Regions from separate parts of the Homo sapiens genome. Here region 1 is linked to region 2. Evidence: chromatin loops called from intact Hi-C (ENCODE). Cell type or tissue: MCF 10A. All regions are shown on one strand. Links, peaks and the distances in the headings refer to the core of each region. The heading gives the core; the rest is flanking DNA. Region 1 has its middle 440 kb from the start of MIR548M. Region 2 has its middle 700 kb from the start of MIR548M.

Evidence for each region. Peaks named below come from ENCODE experiments on the same cell type or tissue, not always from the same donor. Only the 100,000 strongest peaks of a DNase experiment are listed, where the experiment ranks them.
Region 1: a loop joins it to region 2, with 14 times the contacts of the local background. A loop is called at or near these places in 4 of 110 quality-filtered maps.

Annotation. Positions count from the first base shown.
Region 1 is chrX:95,498,970-95,511,717 of GRCh38, reverse strand. It overlaps the pseudogene CALM1P1. Among named protein-coding and RNA genes, the nearest start is that of MIR548M, 440 kb to the right of the region's middle. In MCF 10A, for the core only: a CTCF peak has its summit at 5,823; no DNase peak of the experiment used is centred there.
Region 2 is chrX:95,758,693-95,771,440 of GRCh38, reverse strand. No RefSeq gene overlaps it. Among named protein-coding and RNA genes, the nearest start is that of MIR548M, 700 kb to the right of the region's middle. In MCF 10A, for the core only: CTCF peaks have their summits at 6,410 (motif pointing left) and 8,513 (motif pointing right); a DNase peak (open chromatin) is centred at 6,370.

The DNA of each region.
Region 1 (12,748 bases), core at 2,703-10,702, 260 kb after region 2:
ATCCATCCTTATCCATAATCAACGAGACCAGTTGCAATCAGCCTTATAATTTGAATCTCCTTTTGAGCCCTCCTAAATATGTAAATCTTTCTTTCTCTTTACATGGATTTCTGTTTGAATGCACACTAGATAATTGTAACAGTTAAAATGGCACACTTGACATCCTGCAGCAATTGAAGGCATTCTTTCATACCCCCATTACAATGCTGTTAGAGTTTACAATTGAGTAAACTTAGTGACCTCTATTTAGAAGAAAGCTGAGGTGGAGAGGGATCATTTCATGCTCTTCAGTTTGCCAGTGTACAGATTCAATTGTACATGAATCTTGCATCTTGTACAATCTTTATGGTTTGAAGAAAATTTTATCAGACATAGATAACAGTCTGTTATACTCTGGCATGCTATGTATCAACACTGACACTGAATTATTAAGACAGGCAACAAATGATAGGCTGATATCTGAGCTTATTTACTAGGATGAGCAGATCCCTTGATATATAAAGGCTTTGAAAAAAATCGCTTCTTGTAAAGCACACTCCAATGTGTGGGATCATGTTGCAGGCCTTTGGTTACACCCCTTCTGGCTTTAGGGTCTCTTTTTGATCCAGTTAGTCAGTCTGACTGTGTTGTAGTGTAGCCAGAGCCCAATCAGGTCTTTAAATCCTTTAGATAGTAGGGAGTAGAAATTCTTCCTAGGAAGCCATGTGAGTTTTTGAATCTATGTGGTTGGATTAAAGAGTTGGATGGTTAGGTCACTTTGGAATTACTGGGATGCTATTCAAATAAGCCAAGATAAAGATTTCTCATGGTTTATATCAACTGCTTTATTAGGTTTGTGTACATTTAGATGTTTACTAGCTTTGCAACTCTGGCAGATTTCTGTGGGGAGCCTCTTCATCTTCAGAATAAATACTATACTTTTAAAGAAAATAAATGTTTCTTATTTCTAGCAATTCTCATATACCACCCAGTGCATATTTGAAGCTCAATAAATATTTGTTGAATGGATGAAATTGTCCAATGACTTTTGAGAAATCAGGAGCTGTGCACCTTTCTTTTAAAGCTGAGTGATAATCATGAAGCTTGATAATGATCTTATTTGAATGAATGTAGAGAAAAAAGTAGAGTTTTTTGGATCTAATTACAAATAAAATTAGCCTTGATTTTCAAAACTATATAATCAACCATAAAATTATATTGATTAATGAAATCTATTAAAGTGTTTCTGTCATTATAATAATAAAATCCAAGAAAGTTTTAAATTTATCTTCTGAAACAGGGTGGTCCTTTAAAATAAGCCTTTTAAAATCTTAAATATCTCTTCCAGAAGTGATGAATCATCATGAATTGATCATGCTTCTTAATTTGAACGCTTAAGTACTCTGTCAAAACCTAATTGTCAGCTTCGTAATGTGAGTTATTGACACAAACTCACGTTTGATTTTGGTGTACATTATATTTTATCTTTTTATCTAGATTGTTATGCATATTTATATCATATACTCAAAAAACTTAGTTCCTATGAGATTATTGAAATTTTTGAAGTGTTGACTCGAGTTCATGAAAGTATTTAACACCAATACAGCTATTCTACATGCTTATTAATTTTCTGATCTGCAGTAAATATTGAAGCAACCATCTTATTTAAAGCAATATCTATATTTCTAATACTAAAGAAACAGAATTATCATATTTATATTACTCAATATAAAAGTTATTTGATTATATTATGCATAATTTGTATAGGGGATCTTATTTTTAAGACACATGAATTACTAAGATTCTATTTCAAAATGAGAAAACAGGTATTTAATGATAAGAGGTAAATGAATTTTTTTTGAAATTCTAAGTATTTAAAAAACTCCTTGCAATTTTTAAAGGCGTTGAAACTAAATAATTATATTGGTAAGAAAAAAATAGAAAATTTCTTCTTGAAATTGCACATTTGTTGAATTTCCATAACCCAGAACTTTATGTATTTTCAGTTTCACAAGTTGCTTGTGGTAGTGTCTAACGAAGTATCAACTCTCACAGTAACTGTGGAGGTAAAGTGCTGCAATGTTATTTTAGAATGTAGACATTTTAGACAGACTGCTGCATCACTGAATGAATCTTAAAGCAGCAGGAACTCAAAACTAGCAGTGCAGTCTTTCACATAGGGCAATGACTTTTAGGTTTTACTCCCTTTATTAATTTATATTAAGCACAACAGTAATATGTGCTCATTGAAACTTGCAAAACAATGCAATAATACAGGAAATGTATGTCAACAGTCTTTCTCATCTTCTCTCCAAGCAGTTCTTCATGTTCATACAAGCAATATGCAATTATACCTGCATGAGATTTTGTGCTTCTATATTTTAAAAAACATAATCATAACAAATACATTATTCTGTAATTTGCTTTTCTCACTGTACAATACATTATCAATATTTCCCCAGAACACTAGATTAGGTCTAAGACATTTATTTTATTTTATTTTTTGAGATGGAGTCTCGCTCTGTCACCCAGGCTGGAGTGCAGTGGCGCAATTTCGGCTCAATGCAAGCTCCACCTCCCAGGTTCACGCCATTCTCCTGCCTCAGCCTCCCGAGTAGCTGGGATTACAGGCACCCGCCACCACGCCCGGCTAATTTTTTGTATTTTTGTAGAGACAGGGTTTCACTATATTAGCCAGGATTGGTCTCGATCTCCTGACCTCGTGATCCACCTGCCTTGGCCTCCCAAAGTGTGGGGATTACAGGCGTGAGCCACCACGCCCGCCCAAACATTTATTTTAATAATATGGACATTCCACAGTTGAATGACTCTTTGGCTAATGAACACATATTGATTTCCTTTTTTTGGCATTATATACACTGTTAAAGTAAACATGTTTGTACACATATAATTATATGCTTTTATTTATTAGGGGTAAATGGTATATAAGCTTTGGGAGATATTGCCAGGATCTTAAAAAAAATTAAAGTAATTTATATCTTCTGAAAGCAATATGTTAAGTGTAATTATTTCCCAATTTCCATGCCAGAATAAATGACATTGATTTCCTGAATTTACTAATGTGATGAATAAAATATGATTCTTACAGTTGTTTTCATTTGTACTTACCTGGCTATTAGTGAGTTACTCTGTATTCACGCACACACACACACACACACACACACCAGTTATATATTGTTATATATAAGACAGTTATGTTTTTTCTATCAATGCATAGGCTTAGCCCTTTTTATATTTGGTCTTTATTTTTCTTAATAATATATAGGAAATTTATATATTAGGGAAATTAAACCATTGTGCATTATATGCACTACACGCATTTAGGTGTGTGTATCTTTTCTTTTTTTATGTCTTCTGGTATTTCTGTCTTATTTAGGAAGAACTTCTCAACCCTAAGATTATAAAAACGTCGACTTAAATTTTATGTTTTATAAACACACATCCACACACATGACATTTTTCTGGAATTTATTTTTTAATTATATTACAGAAGAGTCTTTTTTTTTATTCAAAATGTTTGGTAAATCATACTAATTCAACCTAAGTGTTCATCATTGCATGAATGGTTAAAGAAAATGTGTTATATACACACAATGGAAAATTATTCAGCCATACAAAGAATAAAATACTGTCATTTGCAGCAACGTGGATGGGACTGGAAGTCATTATGTTAAGTGAAATAAGCCAGGCAAGGAAAGACAAATCTCATGTGTCTAGTCCTATGTCACCAGTATACTTCTTCAATTATGAAGGTTTCGTATGTGTATGTACATGTGATATAAATGCATAGCTATATACATATAAAATATATACTATATTTACATTTACATTGAATACACATATGTATCACATATACTTACAGATTAATATATAAATATTTATACATACTTTTCTTGATTATTCCAATTTATTCTTTTATAGGAAATTTATTCTTTTATAGGAACCTCAATTTGGCATCTATAAATAAAATTAAAAACAACTATTGGGATTTCAATTTGAATAGAATTAAATACATAAATTTTGAAAAGATTGACATTTTGTGCTAATAAATAGTTCCACATATGAACATATACCTCCCCATATTTTACGTCTTATTTTGTATTTCTTTCAACTTTTAAATGGATTGTAAATGTATTTTTTCCTATGAAATATATTTGTATGTATTTTATAACCTTAATCATGCTTGTAGGCAGCATAATACTAACATCATTTTAGTTGATTATTGACAGCATGGAGAAAAGTTCTTGTTTTTATGTTTCTTTTTATCCATTAATCTATCAAATTATCTTAATTCCAATAACTCTTTTCCTTGAGTTACACTTTTTTAAAAGTGTGTAACCATATAATTTACCAGTAACGATGTTTTCTTATATTCTATTATTTATCAAGAGGTTTTTAATCCTATTGGGTTGGTGCAAAAGTAATCGTGGTCTTTACCATTGAAAGTAATGGCAACCTAATATATTAGCTAGAATTTTTTAAATACTCTTAAAATACTCAAATCTTCAATAATGTTGACAACACAAACTCTGTCTTGTTCTTGGTTTTAATGAAAATGATTTTAGCGTTTCACCATTTAGTATAATATTTGTAATAGGTCGTGTGGTATGCCACCCAAATCTCCCATTTCAGTCTATTTGGTGGTTTAAGCAACCCAGATGTATTCTTTTTCAAGAGGATCTTAGCTGTTCTTGGCCATTTGTATTACCATATAAATATTAGAATCAGCTGATCATTTAACATAAAACTAGGTGCTGGAATTTTGAATCAAATTTCATTGAATATTAGATTAATTAAAGAACAGCTAGTATATTTTAAATATTGAGCATCCTAATCCATAACCATGGTAAAACCTGAAAAATTTTTTAGTGTCGATGTGACACTCAAAGGAGATATTCATTGGAGTATCTCAGTTTTCAAATTTTCAGATTAGGGATGTTCAATCAGTAAGTATAATGCAAATATTCTAAAATTTAAAAAAATCTGAAATTTGAAACACTGGTTTCAAGCATTTTTGATAAGGTATACTCAACCTGTATCAGCCTTTCTAATTTATATACTGGCTAGAATCTCCAGTATAATGTTGTCTAGATATGATGATAACAGATATTTTTGCCTCATACCTAATTTCAAGAAGAGCATTTTCAATATTTCACTTTTAAGTATGATCCTTGCCATAGGTTTTATATAGATGCCCTTTATCAGACTAAAAATTACGAACAAGGATTAAATTCAATATTTTTATTGTATTGTTTGTAATTATTTTCATCTTTATTTTATCAATACGGGGAATTACATTGATTGATTTTCTTTTAAACATTGTAGAAGTGAAGCAGAGCTCGATGGTGCAATAGGATCCTCCAGTGATTGACCCCCTGAAGAAACATCAATTTGAATGGCTTTTAATGCAAGACAATACCTTCCCAACAGCTAAGAAAAACAGGTGAAAGATCACAGTACCTGATTTTAGCATAATAACAAAAAAGATGCATTGAAGAGTGTAGGAAGGACAATCTTGCATTGCCTGCATCAATGCTCCCTGAACACCAGGCATAATGAAAAGAAACACCATCCAATTGGAGGAGGGAGAAGGAAGTGTGCCTGAGACTGTGCCTTGGAAGCCAGTGCCAGGTATGCCACAGTAAAACACAGCACTGGGTAGAAACCCCATCATCCCTGATTTCAGAGTGGTGATCATGAAAAGAGCTTCTAGACCTGCCTCAATGTCAGAAGGGAATCTGTCACCCAAGCAGAATGGACTTGAGTCCCTGCCCACATCATCACCAGCTGATTTAAGTGGCTCAGTGCAAATGAATTTTAGTGCCAGAATGGCAAACTTAGGCATAGGGTGTCCTCTAGTGCTGAAATGGCTGCAGTGACCACAGGCTTAGGGAACACAATTAGTTCCCTATGAATTCCTAAAAGGCCCTCTGAAAAAGGACAAGTATAAACATGGTCAGACTGAGAAGACTGTAGTAAACACCTAATTATTATTCAATGCCCAAGTATCAATATGTGTCAAGAAGCATCCAGAATATTCACAGAAATATAACCTCACTAAACAGAATAAATTAGGCACAAGTGACCAAATCTAGAGAGATGGAGGTATGTGATCTCTTAGGTATCTTAGATAGGGAATTTAAAATATGCATTTTGAAATAACAAACTTCAAGAAAACACAGAGAAATAATACAGAACATATCAGATAACTTTAAAAGAGAGATTGAAATAAAAAAAATGAAACTGAAATCCTAAAGCTGAAAAATACAGTAAAAAAAAATAAAATAAAAAAATGCATGAAAGGGTCTCTACAAAGGAATTGACCAAGCAGAATAATCAGTAATCTCAAAGACAGGCCATTTGAAAATACTGTCAGAAGAGATAAAAGAAAAATAAAGAATGAAGTAATCCCAGCACTTTCGGAGGATGAGATGAATGGATTGATTGAGCCTAGGTGTTTACAAAATTTTTACAAAAAGACTAAAAGACAAAACTATTAAAAAGATTAATGCTTGCAACAATTTGTTAAAGAAGACAATTAAAAAAGATGTAAATAGAAATATCTAACATCAAAATGTGAAAGTATTAAAGGTAAAATGTACAGTTTTTTGTTTGCATCTTTTATTTGTGATCAAAGTTAAGTTGTTAGCATTTTAGAACAACTTGTTGTAACTATATTTTTATTAGGCATCATGGTAGCCATAAAGCAAAAGTCTATAATAGATATGCTGAAAATACAAAGCAAGGAACCAAAAAATACTACTAGAGGAAAGCAATTAACCACAAAGGAAGGCAGTAAGAGAGGAAGAAAGAAAAAAGAGATGTACAAAACAACCAGAAAACAAATAACAAAATAGCAGTAGTAAGACTTTACCTATCAATAGTAACATTAAATGTAAATAGGTTAATTCTCCAATTAAAAGACATATAGTGGTTGAATAATAATGAATAAAACCCAATTATATGCTGCCTACAAGAAACTCACTTGACCTATAAAGACACACATGAACTAAAAGTAAAAAAAAAAATGGAAAAAGATACTTTATGCAAATGAGCATAAAAAGAGCAAGAGTATCTAGACTAGTATCAATAAAATAGACATTAAATCAATCATGGTAAGAAAGACAAATAAGGTCATTATGTAATGATTAAGTGGTCAATACAGCAAGAGGATATGACAATTAAAAATATGTATGCATCCAACACTGGCGCACCTAAATTTATAAAGCAAACATTAATAGAGTTAAAGGGAGTTAATGGCAGTACAATAATAGTAAGGAACATCAGCACTCCACTTTCAGCAATGGACATATCATCCAGATGAAAAATAGAAAGAAAATATATCAGAGTTAAACTGCACTCTAAATGAAATAGACCTAACAGACATTTAGAGAATATTCCATCCAACAGCTGTAGAATATACATTTTTTCTCAACAACACATGGAACACTGTCCAGGATAGATCATATGTTAGACCAGAAAACAAGTTTTAACACATTTTAAAAAATCAAAATTTTCTTTAGTATCTTTTTTGACCACAATGGAATAAAACAAGAAATAAATAACAGGAAGAACTTCAGAAACTGTACAAATACATGAAAATTAACACATGCATGAACAACCAACAAATCAATTTAAACATTAAAAATGAATTTAAAACATTCCTGGGTACATCCAACCAGTCAAGATTGAGTCAGGAAAAAATAGAAAACCTGAACAGACCAATAATAAGTAACACAATTGAAGCAGTAATAAAATATATTCTATCAAAAGAAAGCTCGAGGGCTAACATTTTCACTACTGAATTCTACCAAACATTTAAAGAAGGACTAATACCAATTATACTCGAACTATTCCAAAAAAATTAAAGAGGAGGAAATACTTCCAAACTTATTTTACAAAGACAGCATTACCTTGGTACCAATACCAGATAAGGACACAATAAAAAAATAGAAACCTACAGGGTAATCTATCTAATGAACATAGATGCAAAAATACTCAACAAAATACTAGCAAACCAAATTCAACAACACTTTTAAAAGACCGTTTACCATGATCAAGTGGGATTCACCCCAGGGATGCAAGGATGCTTCAACATACACAAATCAATAAACATGGTACATCACATTAACAGAATCAAGGACAAGAGCCATACGATTATTTCAATAACTGCTGAAAGGCATCTGTTAAAATTTGGCATTCTTTTATGATAAAAACTACCAACAAATTGGGTATAGAAGGAATATATCTCAACAAAATAAAAGCCATATATGGCAAACTCACAGCTAATATTTTACTGAATCATGAAAAGTTAAAAGCTTTTATTCTAAGATCTGGAATAAGATCTATATGCAACTGTAAATTAGTATAGCCATTTAAAAAAACAGTTTGGAGACTTCTCAGAAAGCAAAAAGTAGAACTGCCATATTATGCAGCAGTCCTAATATTTGGTATATATCTAAAAGTAATGAAATCAGCATGTTAAAGAGATACCTGCATTCTCATGTTTATTGCAACACTATTCACAATAGCCAAGAAATGAAATCAACTTAAGTGCCTATCTACAAATAAATGAATAAAAAAGATGATATATACATATATACACACACACATATGTATATATACACATATATTGTTTTATATGTGTAACATTGCTTATATATAACATTGTTTCATATACCATTGTTTATATGTGTACATAATATATATAACAATCAAATATGATTTAGCCATAGAATATAATAAAATCCTGTAATTTGAAGCAATGTGGATGAAACTAGAGGACATTATGCCAAGTGAAATAAGCCAGACACAGAAAGACAAATACCATGTGATCTTACTTATATGTGGAATCTGAAAACGTTTATCTCAGGGAAGGAAGACTAAATTCTGGTGCTCTATTATACAAAAGGGTGACTATAGCTAATAATTAATTGTATATTTCAAGATAACTAGAAGAGAGGATTTCGAGTGTTATTCCAAATTTGAAAAATGTTTAAAGTGATCAATGAGCTAATTACTCTGATTTGATCGTTACACTATGTATACCTGTATTGAAACATCACAGTGTATCCCATAAACATGTACGATGATTTAGTTATAAATAAAATACAACATAAAAAGACAAATATTGTATTCCTCAAATACTTCACATTTAGATATTTGGGTATTAATATTAACCTATTTATATATTTCTAAATTTTATTTAATAATATCTTTTTATGAATTTTGCATCTAAGTTTATGAGATACATTGACTTGTATTTCTCCCCTCTTTTCAAACGTCCTTATCAGATTTAAATAGACATTATCTGGCTCATAAAATCAGTGGAGAGTGTTTCCTTTTCTTTTCTTTTTCTTTTTATTGGAATTGTACGTAATATAGGAGTAATTTCTTCATTAAAATATGGAAAAAGTTTCCAGTGAAGCCATCTGAGGCTTGAGTTTTCTTTGTGGGAAGATTTTAATTAAGAATTTAATTTAATAGATATGACTATTTACATGTCCTATTTTCTTATGTCAGCTTTAACAAGGTATGTTTTTCGATGATTTTTTTCTATATCACTCAATTTTATTTGCAAAATATTTTTCATAATTCTCTTTTATTATCTTTTAATGTTTCTGTGATTGGTAATGCTGCCTCTTTTTATTTCATGATTCAATACATTATAACATCTCTTTCCCTTTTTTCACCTTGATTTGGCTTGTTAGGAGTTTATCAATTTTATTCATATTTTCAATGAACTAAATTATGTCTTTATTGATTTTCTCTATTTTATTTACTATTTCATCGATTTTGATTACATTTCGTGATGGTTAATACTGAGTGTCAACTCGATTGGATTGAAGGATGCAAATTACTGATCCTGCGTGTGTCTGTGAGGGTGTTGCCAAAGAGATTAACACTTGAGTCACTGAGCTGAAGAAGGCAGACCCACCCTTAATCTGGTGGGCACAATCTAATCAGCTGCCAGCGAGTATAAAGCAGGCAGAAAAACGTGAAAAGATGAGACTGGCCTAGCCTCCCAGCCTACATCTTTCTCCTGTGCTGGATGCTTCCTGCCCTCAAACATCAGACTCCAAGTTTCTCAGCTTTGAGATGCGGACTGGCTCTCCTTGCTCCTCAGCTTGCACACAGCCTATTGTGGGACCATGTGATCATGAAATAAACTCACACATATATATATATATGTATATATATCCTATTAGTTCTGTCCCTCTAGGGAACCCTAACTGATACATAATTTTATTAATTCCTCTTTCTACTTTTTTGGGGGAGTTAATTTGCTGTTATTTTTTAACTGCATGAGGTGGAAGCTTACATCATTTTTTAAAACTTCAACTTCTATTTTATGTACAGGGGGTACATGTGTAGGGTTATGCCATGGGACCATTGCATGATGCTGTGGTTTGGCTTATGGATCCCGTCACCCTGGTAACGAGCAGAAAATCCAACAGGTAGCTTTTTTAACCCACTCAACTCTCTTCTCCCTTCGGTAGTCCACAGTGTCCATCGGTCTCATATTTATGTCCTACGTCATTCATATTTAATGTTTCCTTTTAATCTTGCGTCTTTTCTCAGCAGAGTTTTTACTGCATCCTGCATATATTCAAACATTACATTTTATATTCTTTTGTTTCAAAAATTTTCTAAAATATATCATGGGATTTTTGATTTGAGGATTAATAAAAGTAAATGCTTTTAATTTTCAAAAATATGAGTTTTTAAATTTTGCATTATTAGTATCTAGCTTAATTTTACTATCATCAGAAAGAAGACACTGTATGATTTCAGTCTTTACTTTTAACTTAAGGGTGTTTTTAATTGGAAAAAAATACTATCATTTACAACTTGGAATGGATGTAAATTGTAATTTCTTGAACAGCAATGTTGACGGTTGTGCTGAAGTCTACAGCCACAGCCTATTCTGCAGGCTCCAAGTTATGGTTCAGAAGGTTTTAAAAAGAGAGAGTCCAAAAATGCTCCATTGGTAAAGGTTTCCTATTAAAATTTTGTGTGGACAGTGACAACCTGACACCTGTTTCACTCTAGAACAATGCAGACAATGCTAAACAAACATACATGGGCATGCCACCAGGGTGTGTCATTGTCACCATGGGTCAGAGTACATGAAGTAAAAGAGGCCAATCCTACTAGTGAGGCCATGTCTCATGGTTTATCCTTCACCCATTTTTCTGCATGTCATCCTGAGGTAAACGAATTTTAAATGTGTTTGTTTTCAGTAAACCAGCTATGACAATTTATACTGAACAAATTGAACTAGAACACATTTGAATAGGTTTTGAATTTGTTTTTCCATTTTTCGTTTTTAATACAAATGCCTGACTGTGCTCAATCGTCAATTTGCATACATAAAAAACTGGCCACCCCGAACAGTGTATTAATCATTAGCAAATGGCACTTTAAGGAGTCCTTTTCATTAAGGTAGTACAAGTATTTATATTGTAAAACTGATGTGTAGCTTGATCTTCAGGGGGCAGGACCATCAACCAATACATACAGACTTTTTGTGTGGTCAGAAGGTACTTCTGACATTCAGTTTTGCTATGTAGAAATAAATAAATGAACTTTTTTCTTTTTTCTATTTTTTTTATAAGAGGTAAGTAAAAGATTCAATTTGATTTTTCTAGAAGGGAGAAAAAGGAGTTGAAAATAGGTCTTCATTTTGCAGTCATCTGTATGAATTCTTCATAGTTGACTTGTTAGCCTCTATCAATATCTGCTTCTCTGATCATTTCATCTACTTCTTCATCTGTTAGTTTTTCTCCTGTTTGTCATGACGTGACATAGTTCTGCTGCACTGATGTAACCATTGCCACCCTTGTCAAAGACTCAGAATGCCTCATGGATTTCTTCTTTACTATCTGTATCTTTCATTTTTCTAGCTATCATAGCCAAAAATTCGGGGAAGTCAATGGTGTCGTTACCATTGGCATCCACTTCGTTGATCATATCCCGTAATTCGGCTTCTGACCCAGTGACCTCATGACAGTTCCAGGTTCCTTTGTTGTGATGGTGCCATCGCCATCTTTATCCAATAGAGAAAGCTTCCCTGAATTCAGCAATCTGTTCTTCGGTCAGCTGATCAGACATGGTGCCAGCGAAGGGAGGAAGAGGAGAAGGAGCGAGGGTGGCTGCACCATCGCAGGGGCTGTGATGGCGAGGGTGTGCCTCCAATACTGCTGCTGCTGCTAAGGCACGCTACGCGCTGTGCCGCAGCCACTTCCTGGCACTGCGTCCAGGAGACTCCTAGCACCGCTGCCAGATTTCAGTCTTATTTATTTATTTATTTATTTAATTTTTATTATACTTTAAGTTCTATGGTACGTGTGCACAACGTGCAGGTTTGTTACATATGTATACATGTGCCATGTTGGTGTGCTGCACACATTAACTCATCGTTTACATTAGGTATATCTCCTAATGCTATCCCTCCCCCCACCCCTCACCCCACCACAGGCCCCTACCATCAGAGTGAACAGGCAGCCTACAGAATGGGAGAAAATTTTTGCAATGTATCCCTCTGACAAAGGGCTAATATCCAGAATCTACAAAGAACTCAAACAAATTTACAAGAAAAAAACAACCCCATCAAAAAGTGGGTGAAGGATATGAACAGACATTTCTCAAAAGAAGACATTTATGCAGCCAACAGACACATGAAAAAATGCTCATCATCACTGGCCATCAGAGAAATGCAAATCAAAACCACAATGAGATACCATCT
Region 2 (12,748 bases), core at 1,523-9,522:
CTTCATCCACGTCCCTGCAAAGGACATGAACTCATCCTTTTTCATGGCCGCATAGTATTCCATGGTGTATATGTGCCACATTTTCTTAATCCAGTCTATTGCTGATGGACATTTGAGTTGGTTCCAAGTCTTTGCTATTGTGAATAGTGCCACAATAAACACATGTGTGCATGTGTCTTTATAGTAGCATGATTTATAATCCTTTGGATATATACCCAGTAAGGGGATGGCTGGGTCAAATGGTAATTCTAGTTCTAGATCCTTGAGGAATCGACACACTGTCTTCCACAATGGTTGGACTAATTTACACTCCCACCAACAGTGTAAAAGCATTCCTATTTCTCCACATCCTCTCCAGCATCTGTTGTTTCCTGACTTTTTAATGATCACCATTCTAACTGGCGTGAGATGGTATCTCATTGTGGTTTTGGTTTGCATTTCTCTGATGGCCAGTGATAATGAGCATTTTTTTCATGTGTCTTTTGGCTGCATAAATGTCTTCTTTTGAGAAGTGTCTGTTCATATACTTTGCCCACTTTTTGATGGAGTTGTTTGTTTTTTTTCTTGTAAATTTGTTTGAGTTCATTGTAGATTCTGGATATTAGCTCTTTGTCAGATGAGTAGATTGCAAAAATTTTCTCCCATTCTGTAGGTTGCCTGTTCACTCTGATGGGAGTTTCTTTTGCTCTGCAGAAGCTCTTTAGTTTAATTACATCCCATTTGTCTATTTTGGATTTTGTTGCCATTGCTTTTGGTTTTTTTAGTCATGAGGTCCTCGCCCATGCCTATGTCCTGAATGGTTTTCTTCTAGGGTTTTTATGGTTTTAGGTCTAACATTTAAGTCTTTAATCCATCTCGAGTTAATTTTTGTATGAGGTGTAAGGAAGGGATCCAGTTTCAGCTTTCTACATATGGCTAGCTATTTTTCCCAGCACCATTTATTAAATGGGGAATCCTTTACCCATTTCTTGTTTTAGTCAGGTTTGTCAAAGATCAGATGGTTGTAGATGTGTGTCATTATTTCTGAGGCCTCTGCACTGTTCCATTGATCTATATATCTGTTCTTTTACATTGGCTGAGGAGTGCTTTACTTCCAATTATGTGGTCAATTTTAGAATAAGTGTGATGTGGTGCTGAGAAGAATGTATATTCTGTTGATTTGGGGTGGAGAGCTCTGTAGATGTCTATTAGGTCTGCTTGTTGCAGAGCTGAGTTCAGGTCCTGGATATCCTTGTTAACCTTCTGTATTGTTGATCTGTCTAATATTGACAGTGGGTTGTTAAAGTCTCCCATTATTATTGTGTGGGAGTCTAAGTCTCTTTGTAGGTCTCTAAGGACTTGCTTTATGAATCTGGGTGCTCCTGTATTGGGTGCATATATATTTAGGATCGTTAGCTCTTCTTGTTGAATTGATCCCTTTACCATTATGTAATGGCCTTCTTTGTCTCTTGATCTTTGTTGGTTGAAAGTCTGTTTTATCAGCGACTAGGATTGCAACCCCTGCTTTTTTTTTTTTTTTTTTTTTTTTGCTTTCCTTTTGCTTGGTAGATCTTCCTCCATCCCTTTATTTTGAGCCTATGTGTGTCTGTTCTTTCCTTGAACCTTATGAACCAATTTCTCTTAGCTTCCAACTTTTCATGTGAAGCTTCTTCACCTCTCTCGGCCTTCACAGAATTGAAGAGAGATAGGGCCTTGCTCTGGATTAGGCTTTGGCTTAAGGGAGTGTTGTGGCTGGTTTGATCTTCTAGCCAGACCAATACAACTTTCTCCATAATAGCAATCAGAGTGTTTCACCTTTTTGTCATTCATGTGTTCACTACAGGAGTACCTTTAATTTCCTTCAAGAACTCTTCCTTTGCATTGACAAGTTAGCTAAGGGTTTGGGGTAGGATGCCTAACTTTCCACCTATCTCAGCTTCCAACATGCCTTCTTCACTAAGCTTAATCATTTCTAGCTTTTTGTTTGTTTGTTTTGAGACGGAGTCTTGCTCTGTCGCCCATGCTGGAGTGCAGTGGCGCGATCTAGGCTCACTGCAACCTCCGCCTCCCGGGTTCACGCCATTCTCCTGCCTCAGCCTTCTGAGTAGCGGGGACTACAGGCGCCCGCCACCACGCCTGGCTAATTTTTTGTATTTTTAGTAGAGCCGGGGTTTCACCGTGTTAGCCAGGATGGTCTCGATCTCCTGACCTCGTGATCCACCTCGGCCTCCAAAAGTGCTGGGATTACAGGCGTGAGCCACCGCGCCTGGCCCAATCATTTCTAGCTTTTGATTTCAAGTGAGAGACATGCTACTTTTCCTTTCACGTGAACGCTAGGAGGCCATTGTAGGGTTATTAGTTGGTTTAATTTCAATATTGTTAAGTCTTAAGAACTAGGAAAGCCCAAGGAGAGGGAGAGAGATGGGGGAAGGGCTAATCAGTGGAGCAGTCAGTATACACACAACATTTATTAAGTTCATTGTCTTAAATGGGTGCCATTTGTGGCATTTCAAAACAACTACAAGAGTAACATCAAATATCACTGATCATAGGTCATCATAAGAGATATAATAGTAATGCAAATGCCTGAAATATTGGGAGAATTACAAAAATGTAACACAGAGACATGAAGTGAGCACATGCTGTTGGAAATATAGATTTGCTTGATGTGGGGTTATCACAAACTTTCAACTGTTTTTAAAAAAGCAGTATCTGTGAAGCATAATAAAGCAAAGCGCAATAAAATTAAGTAAGCCTGTATATTATGGTGGTCAAGTGCTTTAATAAGAAATATTATGTTCTTAATATTGTGAGATCACAGTAATCTATAGTGTGTAGGTACTCAGCTTTGAGTTGTTTTGTCAGAAGCAGGATGACGCTGTATGCAAAATCATTTTCATTGCTTGTGTCTTATGACCTGTGGAACATAGTTACAAGCCAGACAACTAATTAGGGGCACATTCTGTAATTAGAATATGAAATGAAACTGACTGACCCATATGAGAATTTGCCCCATGATGTAAATCTTCTTATTACGATACTCTAACCAGTGGGACAAATAATTTCTAACTTGAAGTAGAAATAGAGTAGGTGTTGTCTAAATTGCCCACAATTACTAACTACTGCTATGATTGCAATTCTGCAATTCTGGTTCTAATGAGTGAAAAAAAAAAGAATTAAATATTATAGGAAGGGCAAAAAAGTTCTTCCTTAAAGTAAAATGAAAGGTAAAACAACATCATGAAACCCTTTATTTTTATGGTACTCAAGAAATTATTTGAAATGAAAATCATTAAGTTGCCTGAAAATGGATCTTAACTGTTTATAAATGCAAACTATTGGGACAGTTGCCTTGACTTGACTGGAATAGCATTAGGTTAAATGTATCTTCCAGCCATTACACTGCAGCAGAAATTCTATGGTTTTGTAATCACTGCTGCCGTTCCCTCTCAAAGACCACCAACATTTGGTAATAGCATGTTTTCCACAGTAAAAGGATGTATGGATTTTCTCCTTTATTTAACTCAGTCTTAAAGGGATTTAAATGGTAATTTCAACTAATAAGTTGTTACAACACATTTTATATCACCAGTCACATTTGTGTGCCATTTAAATTTGTGATGAAAAGATCTGCATATAACTTGGATTTGGCTGAAAGGCGGTATGCTTATCACGACCACTTAGGTTTGATAACATGCCTTTGATGGCTCAATCTCACAAGAATAATTTTCCATGAGATTTCCAGATTGTACAGCTGTGCACTTAGTTGTATATCCTCTAGAAACTGCCTGTGTTGTGAAATTGATCTTGGTTTTACCTGGCATAAACATCATAAACATACAGTTTTTAGTACTGTGTTTTTGGTCACCACCTCTGATATGGACACATCCTTCCGTCTCTACCTAATACTAACAGTTAACGGGTTATTAGTTAATTAGTTAATAGATTATGATTTCTTGGGCAAGTTCATTTTTTTGTAAAAGACTTTTTATGTCACCATATTTATTTTAGAAATTAGTTGGAATCCTGGATATCAAAAATCAAGTGAGTTAATAGCAGTAGCAACCAAAAAGTTCCTAAAATGTTGCTATGTATACAGCACCATTGCCATTTACTGGCAATATAGAGAAATATGTATTTATGGGAGGAGATATACATACCAAAATGTGGATTAGTAAGGCATGTAGTGAATAGCATATAGAGGTTGGGGATTAAATTAGAACAAGTGCTTGACGGGCTCTTTCATGTTTATCTTGCTCTTAATTACACGTGTATATGCAATGCCATAAAAGCTATAGTTAATTGATTGAAATGTGGTATTGTTATTTATTATTGTTATTTCAGACAGTACTTTTTAGGTGAGAATTATTATTTCAGGCACATTTCTCTTTACATGACTACCATCAATGTATGAAAAGTGCCCACTTATTTATTTTGCGTTGTTTGCCTCCTGGTAGGAGCAGGAAGGGAAAGGAGGAGAAATAAGCTATAACTGGTTGTTTTATTTCTCTTGAATTAGTACCTAGTAGCCATTACTGACACCTCCTTTCTCTTCTCAAAAGGTCCAATACATTTCTTGAATACATTTCTTGACCACTAGGAATATGTTTAAAAAAACAAACAAACAAACAAACAAAGTTCCACACTACCTCCCAGAACAAAATATGTACACAACAGTATTAAAACAATATACCTGCAAGTTCACAAAAAAAAAAGGAGTAAGATATTGAGATGGGGTGGATGTAGGTGTCTACATGAAACTTCTCTTACCACCCCCTACTACCCCTCCACATGTATTATGTCCTCTTTGTTTTCTTCCATCAGTATCTAAAATGCTGCTTTTCACGTTTTAATTCAAATACAGAAACCGACTGGGCATCAGCTTATTTTTTCCCAGCTTCTGTGGATCTTTAATGAAATATCACTACAACAAAAATGAATTCTGAAGTCCCCTTTTCATAATAGTGAGATTTTTACCTGTTCCCTAATGCATGTGATTGCAAGCTTCCTGACCTGTGATTTCAGAAAGCATCCTCCTTTTTGTTCCCAAAGCAACGTCCTAGCTACCAAGTGCGTTGAGTGTTCAACAAAAGGCCATACACTAGAGTACTGTATGTGCTGGGGCAGGGATGGAGAGTAGGCAGGTGCTCTGCTATATGTTTCAGTAATTAGAGAATTTCATCATTTGAATTTGACTGGGCTCTCTTTCATTCCTAACAACATGAGCCATTTCAGCTGTGCTATACCATTGCATTAAAAGGTCACATTTCCACTGTCAGAGCAAAAAGTGAAAAATTGAAGAATTCTATTATACAAATAATGCAGATTCTGTTTTTTTTTTTCATTTTTGCCTAATGTTACTCAGGTAATTATTCCATTGTGTTTTGACCTCAGAATGTAATTACTGACAAAGAAATAAAGATTAAATATATCTTTACAGTGTAAACAACTCTGTTGCCATCCTTTGTTACAGCCAGGTTTAAAACTTAAAATGAATCTATGAGATGGGGAAAAATTTAACATAAATACAAGCTGTTAAAATGGAATGCTGTTATGTTTAGTATACTGTTAGTATTTTGTAGAGTATAATGCTTAGGGAGCTGCATCTTACTTCTTCATTCATAGCCATCATGTTTCTACCAAAAAGAAGAGATATTGAACAACCCCTTTCTCTATCCCCTGCTGCTGACTGTGTAGTAGGCGATGGGACATTTCACTGATCGCTTCTGCATTTGTATTAGGATCTTCTTTTTCTTGTTTGATTTAAACCATAAAGAACTGTTGTTGCATGCTGATGAGACACTGGGTAAAGTCTCCAGTTAGGTTTTTCTTTTTTTCATTTAGCTAATTTGTTTCAGAAAGTTAGACACCTGTCTTGCTTTTAATCAGGATCCTCTAAGGTCAGTTAAAATCATTTTCCCATAGCTGTTTAAGATGTGCATGTGGCTGGCTGCCTGACCAGGTGAATAAGTAAACATTTCAGTCATTGCTCATGAGAATAAATCACCTTGCTTGGATGGGGCTTGGAGAGAAAAGTGAATCAAATGCCACAGAGTCTTAACTGTAGCTGTCTCCCTGCTTGGTGGAATGCCTCCATCCTTTGTGATGCAAATAGTAATTTATTTCTTCCCAACAGCAGGTCAGCCACAAGGATTTAGTTTCCTTCCAAGGTAGGGGAGCTGATTTAACCTGCCGCTATGCTTTTCTACAAGATTCTTATTTACAACAGTTTCTTAATGAGTTATGTCAGAGTAGCTGCTGGTATGATCCTTTTGATATCAGGGCCTGTGAAGCAGAATGGTTAATGATGAACGCCTTGCTAGTTTCAGTGAACATTACAGAGTGACTGACTACAGCACCATGGACTAGATGCCAAACTCATAATAAATGGAACAGTGCCACCTTTTGGCCATAAAGTAGGGACACAAACTAGGAAGGCTAGGATTCTGTAAGTCACACAGTTTATTTAAAACTATTTATGACGGATTTAGTGGTCATGCAATCCTCAAATAATAGCAACCAAATTCTATTTTTCTCTTTATTTTCTTCCTTTTTTCCCCCACTGTGGCAGTATCTATGCTTTGACTGTATGCATTTCATATAATAATGATGCTTTGGAGAGGCTAAATTTTGCTACATTCCAATTATGTTTTGCACAAGAATGAATTAAGCATGCATTATGCAGATAATATGAAGGATAACATGGTTACCATTGTACATATAGCAACTTCTTTTATACAGTGACAACTAGTTTGTGGAAACTTTTGGAAAGAATTTTGAAAGAAGGCAATTAATTGAGTATTGCAGTATTTGTTTATGATTGTGAATTGGACACTGATTTTAATTTAAAAAAATATTTTGGGTCTGCCTTTTTCTTTCCCTATGTATTGTTTCTCGTGAAGCAATAACACACCAATTAATTTGAGTATAGTTAATCAAAAACATTCACACATTGAAATTCATTTTTCTCTATCCATTTTTTAGGAACATTTTATTTTGTAGAGCAGTTTCAGGTTCACAAAAAAGTTGAGAGAAAGATACAGATTTCCCATATACTCCCTGCCTTCCACACGTGCATAGCCTCCTCTGTCATCAACATTCCCCACCAGAGTGGTTTGTTAAAATTGGTGAACCTACACTGACATATTGTAATCACTCAAAGTTCATATTTGACCTTAGGGTTCACTCTTGGTATTTATTATACATTTGAAGGGTTTGGATAAATGTACAATGTTATCTGTCTACCATTGTAGTATCCATACTCAATTTTTAGAAGAAAGAGGCAAGTTAGCAGACAGCTTTGTGATAGTAAGGGTTTAATCAAGAAAGAAAATCTCAGGGTATGTCATGACAGATATCAATAAGCAATCAGCCCAATTTCCTATACCATTTACAGTTTAGTCGAAGTCAAATGGTGATAGATGTCCAGAACATGAAAAACTTGTATTCTATAATTCTAAAAAAATTCTAAAATAAACAAAAATATGTTCACTGGCTACTTACTGCAAGACAAAAAGTTTTTTTGTGTTCAAAATTAGTGCATAGCTCACAATCCTAAAAGAATATTGCAACATTCATTTAAATTTTCTTTTTATAAAAAATTTCCCAAATATTTTCTCATATCAGTTGTCACTGCATAAAATAAACTTCCATGCATACTGAAACATTTTTAAAAGTTTTTGACATTTATTAAATGAGAAGTTTAATCTGCATCTTAATGGTAAATTATTGGAGACAGTTTCCCTCCAATCTTAAGTGGACATTTAGGCATTTCAGCAAAATTGGTAAAAGTTATTTTTGAACTATTGGACCTTTCCAACAGTGAAGGTTGATGCTTATTCGACTAGACATAGGACACCTTTTCAAAGTGAGAGAGGGTGAAAACTTGTTTCTGTGGGTGACTTAATGGCTCTTATTCAAATGCCACCCACACCTTAGGCCTTCTATTGGATTGATGTATTTAATCATAACCCTTGGGCTGGCTCCTGAGGCTTTTCCACCTAGCTTCTATATTTTGGTGTTATCATTCTAGACAAAGTTTTAAAATGAGTAGAATGTTTGCTTTTTTTTTTCAAATCATCAATACTATGTAATCCAGCATGTTTCCCATTGTGTCTTAGTAGCTAGAAAATGAAGAAAATGTCAGTCCCAAACAGTAGTAACTAATATATCTCAGGTACCCAAGAACATTAAGTTTCTCCAGATCTCTTTGATGATCCCTATTCTGTTTATCATATTAATTATCATGAATTGCATTACACTTTATTTTGATAGGTTTTAGTCACCTCAGGCTGCCGTAACAGACTGGGAGGCTTAAACAACAGAAATTTATTTCTCGTAGTTCTGGAGGCTGGAATGTCCAAGGTCAGGGTGCCAACAAAACAGATTACATCCTGAGGCCTCTTGGTTTGTAGGTTGTGTGCTCACATGACCCCTTTCTTTGTGCATGTGCAGAAACAGAGAGAAGACAGAGAGAGAGAGAGAGAGAGAGAGAAACAGAGTGAAAGAGCGAGTTCTGGTGTCTCTTCTTATAAGGGCACTAGGGGGCTCTACTGTCATGACCTCATCTCATCCTAATTACCTCTGGAAGGCCCCATCTCCAAATACCATCACACTGGGAGTTAGGGCTTCAACATATGAATTTTGGAGGGACACAATCATTCTATCAAAAACAGATAGTTTCTTCAAATCCTTTAGGAAATAAATAGGGCTCAACTATAAAACTCTAAAATATCACATGTGCAAGAGCTTGTGTTAGGCACTGAAGAAGATAGAAATATATTTAAAATAAGAATTCTACTTTTGAAGAGTTTTTACTTGTCATTAAAACAAATGCAAATACAGTCATACAGCCCATAATGTTTGGGTCAATGACAAATCACATATGTGATAGTGGTTCCTTAAGATTATAATGAAGCTGAAAAATTCCTGTTGCCTGGTGGCATTGTAGCTGTCAAAATGTCATAGTACAAAACATTGCCATGTACTTATGGTGATGTCAGTGTGAACAAACCTACTGTGCTGCTATTCATATAGAAGGACAGCACATACAATTATGTACAGTGTACAATACTTGATAATGATAATAAACGATTACATTACAGGTTAATGTATTTATTACTATTAATACTATACTATACTATACTATACCTTTATGATTAGAGTGTACTCCTTATTTAGAAAAGAGTTAACTGTAAAACAGCCCAGGCAGGTCCTTCAGGAGGTATTCCAGAAAAAAGACATTGTTATCATAGAAGGTGGAAGCTCCATGTGTATTATTGCCCCCAAAGGCCTTCCAGTGGGACAAGATGTGGAGGCAGAAGACAGTGTTATTGATGATCCTGACCCTGTGTAAGCCAGGCTAATGTGTGGGTTCATGTCTTCATTTTTAATAAAAAATTTAAAAAGTAAAAAAATAGACAATTAAAAATTAAAAATAGAAGAAAGCTTATCAGATAAGAATATAAAAAAGAAAATATTTTGTACAGCTTCACAATATGTTTGTGTTTTAAGCTACGTGTGATTACAAAAGAATCAAACAGTTAAAAATTTAAAGTTCATAAAGTACAAAAGTTAGAGTAAGCTGCTTATTTTGAAGAAAGAAAAATTTTTTTTAGTAAATCTAGTGTAGCCTAAGTGTACAGTATTAATAAAGTGTACAATAGTAAACAATAATATCCTAGGTGTGCACATTTACTCACCACTCACCCACTGACTCACCGAGAGCAACTTCCAGTTTTGAAAGTTACTCCATTCATGGTACGTGCACTATAAAGGTGTAATCTTTTATACTGTATTTTTACTGTACTTTTTCTACATTTAGGTATGTTTAGATACACAAATACTATTATGTTACAGTTGCCTACAGTATTCAAAACTGTAACCTGCTGTATAGGTTTGTAGTCTAGAAGCAATATTATATAGTTTAGGTGTGCAGTAGGTTAGACCATCTAGGTTTATGTAAGTGCATTCTATGATGTTTGCACAAAGACAAATTGGCAGACACATTTTTCAGAACGTATCCCCATTGTTAAGTGGTGCATGACTGTGAGTAGATTGCATTTTGCTTTGTAAATTGAACTTACTTTCCAAAATTAGTATTTATAAATCATATATCTATAGTATTAAAACCAACAAAACATATTTCAAATCAAATTTTTGTCTTTTACATGCATAAAATGTGTTTAATTTATTATGTTTAGATATATAAATATTTTTATTCTTGCAGGAAGCAATATATTTAGTTTTTCTTTTCCACTTTGATAGAAAATACTACAAACAAATTTCATTCATTATCTCAATGCAGTTGTAGCATATTATACTTGATACGCTTCATACATAGATGTAATATACTGTATGATATATCAAAGGTAATGTATTTTTTCTTCTGTCAGAATGTACCAAATGATGGAAATTAAGAAGATTAAATAGATACTTATCCTTAAGTCAACATATATATAATTAAATATAATATTCTACTTAAGAAAACTGTCAGGATTGAGAGGCCATACGATTTATATTTTCTTTCTTAAATGTCTTGAAAATTCTTGTGATTTTTCTGTGTGTTTTTCTTTTACTTTTTAAAGAACCTACTTCAAAGCCTTCTTAAAAGTCACCGTTACTGCCTTCTAATGTATTGTAAACAAAGAGAACGTCCTTTCTTCAAATATGCAGGGCTCCTAAGAGATGTCCACTGGCGTGTCAAACAAAAATCAAGAACTTGCTCTTTTATCAGCATTATCAAGCCCATCCAGTAGTGAAAGACTAGTGGCAAAGGCACATGATGGGCCAAAATTCAGATTTATTTTACCAAATTCACTCCTCTCATATTTCAAGGAACAAAATCATGCACCAGTAGAAACCAAATTTCCTTCTGCTTTTTATCTTATTTCCTCTTTTTGATTCATAGCTCCTGTCAGCTTTGGGTAGAGATTTGCTGAACCATAAAATATCTGCCTGCTACTGTGGTTCATTATATAGGTTCAGTGCATGGTCGGCAATCTACAAGGTCTTCCTGATTCCAAATAACTCCCTCGACTGGCCTGGACTAGTACCTGACTAAAAAACACCTTCCCCACCACTGCTCCATCGTGAAGTAGAATATATGACCAATAAAAAGTAAAATGTAATATTCTTTAATAGACATTAGTACATTGAATTTTTCAGATCATTTAAATTTAAGTTGTGAAAAGGCCTTAGATAACACAACAAAGAGAGAACTGAAGGGATAGCTTTCACTATTAGGGGATGACTCCTTTGACTACATGATGCATAAATGCTGACTCTGAGAAGGGACTGTGTTTTTTTTTTTTTTTTTTTTTTTGCACAGATTTGTAATTTATTCAAAGAAGAAAAAATAGAAAATAAAAAAATTTACATTGATTTAAAAGGATTACTCATGAAAATTATTGAAGAAGAGTTATTTTCCTCTTTTTTGTTTTTATTTTTATTTATTTATTCAAGCCGCACATAATTAAACACAGTTGGATTATTTCTATTTCTTGTCTTCTAAATATTAGTCTTTAATTTTTAATTTTGCCTATGGGGGGTGAGGTTATACCATTTATTTTAATGGACCTCAAATGACTAAAACTGACTTAATCATTAGTAGGATATGAAACACACTATTTGTCCTCTCCTGCAAAACCTCTGGGAAGATATTGTATGGGAGTTCTTTTAGAAGTCAAGATACAGGTGTGCATGCAGGCCTTGGGTGAAGCTGTACAGAAGTGAAGAGGGGAGAAGATTTTATTAAAGATTAATTAGGGTTTCTTCATAATTTTACCTAAAATCCAATCTGTTCTGTATCTCTCAGTAAATTGTTACTGAAGGACAGACTCTTGAAAAAGTATAATGCAGAACAGGAATAGCAAGAAACTAGGCATTATGGGAGCCCTATACTACATTCTCAAATGATGTAAAAATTGTCAGATTTATTCCCAGATTATACTAAGATGTGTGTGCTGAAAGAATTTGGTTAACTATTTATTTCTTCCAGTGTACATTTTTATTTATTTATTTATTTATTTTAATTCCAATAGGTTTTTGGGGAACAGGTTGTGTTTGGTTACATGGATATGTTCTTTAGTGGTGATTTCTGAGATTTTGGTACACCCATCCCATGAGCAACCTACACTGTACCCAATGTGTAGTCTTATATCCCTTGCTTCCCTCTCTCTCTTCCCTCAATGTCCCCAAAGTCCGTTGTATCATTCTTATGCCTTTGTGTCCTCATAGCTTATCTCCACTTATAAGTGAGAACATATGATGGTTGGTTTTCGATTCCTGATTTAATTCATCTAGAATAATGGTCTCCAGCTCCATCCAGGTTGCTGTGCCATTATTTTGTTCCTTTTTATGGTTGAGTAGTATTCCATGGTGTGTGTGTGTATATAACATTTTCATTTTCCACTTGTTGATTGTTGGGTGTTTGGGCTGGTTCCATATTTTTGCAATTGTGAATTGTGCTGCTATAAACGTGTGTGCAAGTGTCGTTTTCATATAATGACTTCTTTTCCTCTGGGTAGATCCCCAGTAGTGGGATTGCTGGATCAAATGGCAGATCTAATTTTAGTTCTTTAAGGAAACTCCACACTGTTTTCCATAGTGGTTGTACTAGTTTGCATTCCCACCAGAAGTGTAAAAGTGTTCCCTTTCACCACATCCATGCCAACATCTATTATTTTTTATTTTTTTCATTAAGGCCATTTTTGCACGAGTAAGGTGGTATCACATTTTGGTTTTGATTTGCATTTCCCTGATAATCAGT